Regions from separate parts of the Homo sapiens genome. Here region 1 is linked to region 2. The links are chromatin contacts, found by Hi-C or POLR2A ChIA-PET in ENCODE. All regions are on one chromosome and are shown on one strand. The core of a region is the stretch at or near the end of the contact, and the rest is flanking DNA. Distances in the headings are between cores, read along the strand shown.

Evidence for each region. A loop is a pair of places that touch in the nucleus more often than their neighbours do. ChIA-PET counts read pairs that join two places held with the same protein, here RNA polymerase II (POLR2A). Pooled maps may share reads with other maps.
Region 1: a loop to region 2 is called in a map of ascending aorta, with 13 times the contacts of the local background. The contact joins two enhancer-like sites. A Hi-C loop is called at or near these places in 19 of 168 maps with a recorded cell type or tissue (CD4-positive, alpha-beta memory T cell, Caco-2, IMR-90 and 16 more) and 22 of 50 pooled maps. POLR2A ChIA-PET finds 5 or more read pairs at or near these places in 2 of 52 experiments (AG04450 and MCF 10A).

Annotation. Positions count from the first base shown.
Region 1 is chr2:189,410,512-189,413,211 of GRCh38, reverse strand. It overlaps a transcript of COL5A2 not described here. Among named protein-coding and RNA genes, the nearest start is that of WDR75, 30 kb to the left of the region's middle. Within about 2 kb of position 1,256, at least 3 of the 41 ENCODE cell types and tissues checked have a DNase peak (open chromatin) inside an H3K27ac peak, as active enhancers do; they include ascending aorta, where a contact is called at or near this core.
Region 2 is chr2:189,346,374-189,349,257 of GRCh38, reverse strand. It overlaps a transcript of COL5A2 not described here. Among named protein-coding and RNA genes, the nearest start is that of WDR75, 94 kb to the left of the region's middle. Within about 2 kb of position 1,602, at least 6 of the 41 ENCODE cell types and tissues checked have a DNase peak (open chromatin) inside an H3K27ac peak, as active enhancers do; they include ascending aorta, where a contact is called at or near this core.

The DNA.
Region 1 (2,700 bases), core at 7-2,506, 64 kb before region 2:
TCCCTGATCTATAGGCTAAAATCCAGGCTTCTTGGTCTGGCAATAAAGGCTTGTCATAAATTGACCCGACCTATCTTTCTAATCTATTTTCTTTGTTTTGACTTCATAAACTTCACTATAGAAATTATTCTGTGAATATTCATTAAAGATTCTACATCTGGACCTTTACTTAATGTTACCTCTACCTAAAATGCTCTCTTGCTTTCATACTATCTATCTAACTCTCTTCTAACAGCCATACAACTTTTCCATTCTCTTCCACGAACATTCTCAGGCACCTTTCTACTTTCCACTCAGAGAACTTGGAAGTTTTCTTTACGACTCACTGCCATCCAATTATATGATAATTCTTGAGTCGCTGCGTATTAGTCCTTGATTTTTCTATGTTTTGATGTTAAGAGATGTGTGCTCTTTGAACACAAGACAATGTATTGTTTTTCTAGGTAACATAATACAATGCTTCCTACATTGTTGGCTCCTGTTTACTATCAATTGATTGGCAATTCATTGGTATGTAAATGACATTGCAGAAGATCTTGTATTCTTCAAGTTTTTAATGGTATTTTCATACTAGAGATCTGAGCTGATGTTGATGGCTTCAGAACCAAGTGTGAAATTATTTAGAAACTGAAGCCACAACTGCAAAAATACAGACAGACCACATGGTGGCAGCAAAGGAGCATCATTATTTTTGCAGGTTTGCATTATGCTTGCCTAACCAGAGATTATAATTATTCTGTTAGTGAATCAAAAAATATTGTAAATGTCTAATAAATAAACTTAGTGGAATGTTATAGAATGAGTATTTCTTAATATAAATAAATGCAAAAAGATCTTTGGATTTTTAGTGGTCTTTATGTACAAAAGTATTTCTTGCATCTTAAATTCTAGAACTTCTCCATATTGTTTCTCAATTATATTCCTCTTTCTCACTGTCTTTTCCCTCTCTACTATAAACATTTCACGAACGTTAGGATGATGTTTTGTGACATTTGGATTTTGGGACTGCGGCTCACAGGATATTGTGCTTGTAGAATGTGGACCTATACAAATTCCAGCTGGTGATAGTACACGTTGTTCTTTTGCAGACAGGCCTCTTCTTAGGCATGATGCCTAAGTTTAATTTCCATGTGTAAAGTCATACTTAAAGTATGTAAACTGAAACAGATGTTAGTACTCTGAGAAGGCATTTGGTGCATGAAGAAACAGTTCCCTAGCTTCTTTTTCCACTCCCACTATTTTGGAAGCCCCTTTCCATAGAAAAGGGCCTCTGGAGAATCGTCTAGTGTCTTTGACCCCATTAGTATGTAGCAATTCATTCCTGGGAAACTGTTGCTTGAAGTAAATGTTAGCTAGTACTTGAAACTCTTTTCTTAAAAACAATATGATTTTCTTTCCTATAAATGCCAAGTTTTGTTTAACTGTTTTTTAATTAGAAAGCTGTTCACCCTAATCATGTGCTTTTTAAAAAAAATCAAACAAGATCTTATTGATATTATCATTTGAGTAATAACTCAGAACTTCTATTTTCCCAAAGACTTGCAGTAATAGTCAGATGTTGATTCAACACCTATATAACTTCTTACTGCTATAGTTCCAAATATTAAAATGCTATATTGATATGTGAAATACTTTGAAAGTCTACCGACATCTGAATTGTGCTGGTGATAGTTCATAGATTTCCAACCATGTGATAATTTGTGCTTCTGATAATTTTCCAAAAAAAAGTAGGTGGAGTTATTAGAATGAACACCTAACTACTTTCTTTTCCTTCTTGCTCTGCCCTTCCCTTTCTCTTTTAAAAGATATTTGTTGAGATTCTATCTCAGGTATTGTGCTAGAATAAAAAAAACGATTGAAGCAGGTCCTAGTCTTAAGGAACATTCGTTGTAACTTAGGTTTAAAGCACATAGACATCAAATCATAATTTATTATTATATTGGCAAAGAAAAAAATCTGTCAGCACAGAAGAGCCAATCTATATTTCTGAGAAAATAAAGAAGACTTTACAGAGAAGGTGATATTGGAGTTGGGCGTCAATATTATTAATATCATCATTTAAAGATGGAGGATAATTTATCTAGGCAGTAAAATGGAAGGTATTTTCCAGGTAGCAGAATGAAATGAGCACTAGTATGATGGGTTTGGGAAACATAAAAAAACACTGATACGGTTTTCTTAGAGACACATGGAGGGAGTAATTCGGTGCTGAGACTAGAAAGAAAGGATGAGGCCAGATTTAGTCATGCTTAAACAGTTGGAAATATAAATGCAAAATTTTCTTTAATTTAAAGTTAATAATTATAATTTTAAAGTACTTTGACATATTACTTCAAGAGGATAATATGTGACCATTTGTACTGTAAAAATTTAGTTATTCTTAATGTTACTGAGTTACCTTCTAATTGCATTCATAAAATACATCAATTCACTAAAAATTTAGGCAATTGCATATATATTCACATAATTTTTGTTTTGTTATGTAAACATAAACAAGCCTTGAGTTTGTCTTTATATCAAATCACTAAAGTCCATATATCTAACTTCTAGATTAAAAAAACAAAGCATTATTGAAAAATGTGGCAGATATATGATTATAATGCTCTATTAGTGTTTATTTGATAATTATTTGGTCTTTTTTTTTAAGAGACAGGGTGTCACTCTGTCGCTCAGGCTAGTGTGAATTGGTGTGATCATAGC
Region 2 (2,884 bases), core at 353-2,852:
ACTCCTCCCCTGCCCTTTATGTTTATGTAGGCCAGCCAAATTTCATGTCTGAACCTTTATCCTTTCTTTAGGTAGGTATACAGATGTATTAAGGAATCATCTGACAAGACACAATTATGTTATAATATAGCTTTTGTGTTTTGAGAGGGCTAGGGGATGTGATCCAAAATATGAGAAGTTTTTATTTATAATGGAGAATGTTGGGAGATTATGTTAGTAATTGGGTCCAGCTATGTTATACAGCTTTGAAAAAATTATTTAATTTTTCTGAGGCTTGGTTTTCTTGTCTTTAAAATGTTGTGAAGATTAGAAATAATGTTCTTAGAGCATCTTGCACAGCTAAAATACAGTAGGCACTAAAAATGATGGCTGGTAACAGAATCTACAGCTAAAGAAAAAGTAATAAATTGTCTTGTTTGTGAATTGATATCTGTGTGATGTGCATGCAGCTGCTCACATTTATGTTGTCCACAGCAGACCCTGCCAATTAGTCAGCACTCTTTTCCATGGAGTCTGGGTGCAGCTTATGAGTTACAGCAATTAACTCATAGGCAACTATTGCCAGTTAACCCAAGAAGGGAAATGAGTTGCATCCCATTTTTTCATCCCTCATATAGCCTCATCCTTTCATTTTACAGAAGAGAAAACTAAGGCTCAGAGAAGTTATGTAATTTCCTCAAGATGACACATTGAGGCATGGTCAGAACCTTGTACTAGAAGTCATAACTCTTACTTCAGTTCTCCATCAGCTGAAACATCTGTCTGTTTTGTTCATCTTATTTCATAACTAGAACGTGTACTAGCCAGAACTCTTAATTCAGTTCTCCATCAGCTGAAACATCTGTCTCTTTTGTTCATCTTCTTTCATAACTGGGGTAGAGATTCATATAATTTGCCATTTTTTTTCTAGAGCAAATAAATTAACTCATGATTTTCTTGAGGTAATATTTGTGGGTTCATATAAATGAGCCACACTGACCACTTTACACTGGTGATAATATGTTTTTTTAAATATCAAAAATATATTTTTGATTCAAACCTTATGTTCTCTTGCCTTTCAGAAAGGAAAAAGGAAGAAGCAGAGGGTCAGCAGATGTTGAAAGAGGTATAATCAAGGTAAACACTTAGCTAGGAAGTGGTTTCCTAAGCAAGGGTTGCTCTAAAAATTTCCCACATACCCTCCTTTGGTTGTTGGACTTTTATTTTTTTTTTCTGGTCTAAATATTATGCTGTAAATTTTGGGTTGGAATCTACTGAAGCTGGCAACAGTTAAATTAATCCTTCTTTTCACTGAAAACATGCTTATGCTTGCTAACAACTGCAAGATTAATTGGGACTTACTTAGCCAAAGGAAAAACAGGATGTGAAAAGACAATGTGAAGTTTCTGTCTCGTCACTTACTCCCTCTGTCCCTACTGTTTTTGTTTGTTTTAGTTACATTTTCAAACATTCTCTCATTTTCCCATGTTCTGTGTTCACCTTAGAAAATCTTCTAATAGCACAGATGACAAACAGGAGTTCCAGAAATGCTGACTCATCACAGCAGAAGGCCAGTGGTTTGGCAGGAATCTTAACTTGCAAATGTCAAGACTGGCCCTTTTAAAAATAAGTCCATGGCAGCAGATGTCACTATTGGTCTATCTTAACTCTGGGGCACTTGTTGACAAAGCAAATGCCATGAGCCTAGAAGCCCAGTAATCATAGATTTTAGACATTTCATGATGACTTGTGGCACCAATATAATGGTCAATTTCTCATACCTGAAACCTAATTTAATTATATAGAACTTTTAATATTATGATTATTGTATTTTAACATTAGTGTCATTTTTCCTTTTTTAACATAAATCTTTTCCATGAAGTCCATATTTTTTTCTTACCTCCCTCTTTCTGCTTTCTGTTCCTAATCATGGGACAACTTTCTCTTTTCTGCTTATATGTGCTTATTTGTTCATGTAAGCGTCCCCATAATTCTCATGTTTTGCAAGATACTTTCTTCAATGTTAATTTTTGTGCTATTAACTACAATGCAATTAACCTTTACTTTTCTTAAAAAGCAAAGTTGTGCAAGTAATTTGCCTGCTGTCTCTCAGCAACGTGTCCTCCTTTTTTGACACTAGTTTGTAATGCTAGGGCTGTGACTTTGCAGATTTCATACCTCTGATTCCCTTGGCAGCTTTTTGAAAGTATTGGAGTGAGACTTGAAGTTATTGAGGAATGGGGATTGGAAGAGGAGACAAGACTTCCTTCCTGTTTTAAAATTTGTTTTATTCTTGCTGGCTTCAACTCTAAAATGGCAGTTCTCCTAAGCGTTAGTTGGTGGCCTCCATTGTGGAAGTGGCTCCAGCCTCCAGTTCCTGTTGGCACTTCCAGAAATGCCTGAACATTTCCCTCAGAGAGCCAGCAGCAGCCAACCCAAGCCTCTTCCTTAGAGCACCAGGTCTGGTGGCTCCTCCTCCTGTTATCCCCATCTTTTCCCATTTATTTCCCTAACCTCAGGCATTGTAGCTACTTCCTGAGTTACCTTTATGTGACTTTACTTATTCAACCTTCTGACACCTGTGAAACCAGTTTCTTCCATTAAATCCTCTCTGTTGGAAACAATTTGGTTTCTGTTTTCTAAACTTGTCTAATATATCTGTACATAGTCATATATATTTTAAATTATATGTAATGTTAAAAATAGTAAAAGCAAATAAATTAATTCCATTGTGTTTCTGATTTATATTTTAAAAATGCTTTTTTGATTTGGGCTTTTAGCATGTCATATATATGTGACGATTTTGATGGCTTGATATGGAGTATATCTTATGAAATGTATACATAGCTCCAAATGTCACCAAAGCAAAAATTGGTATGAACATTGATAGTAATTTTTCCTTGCA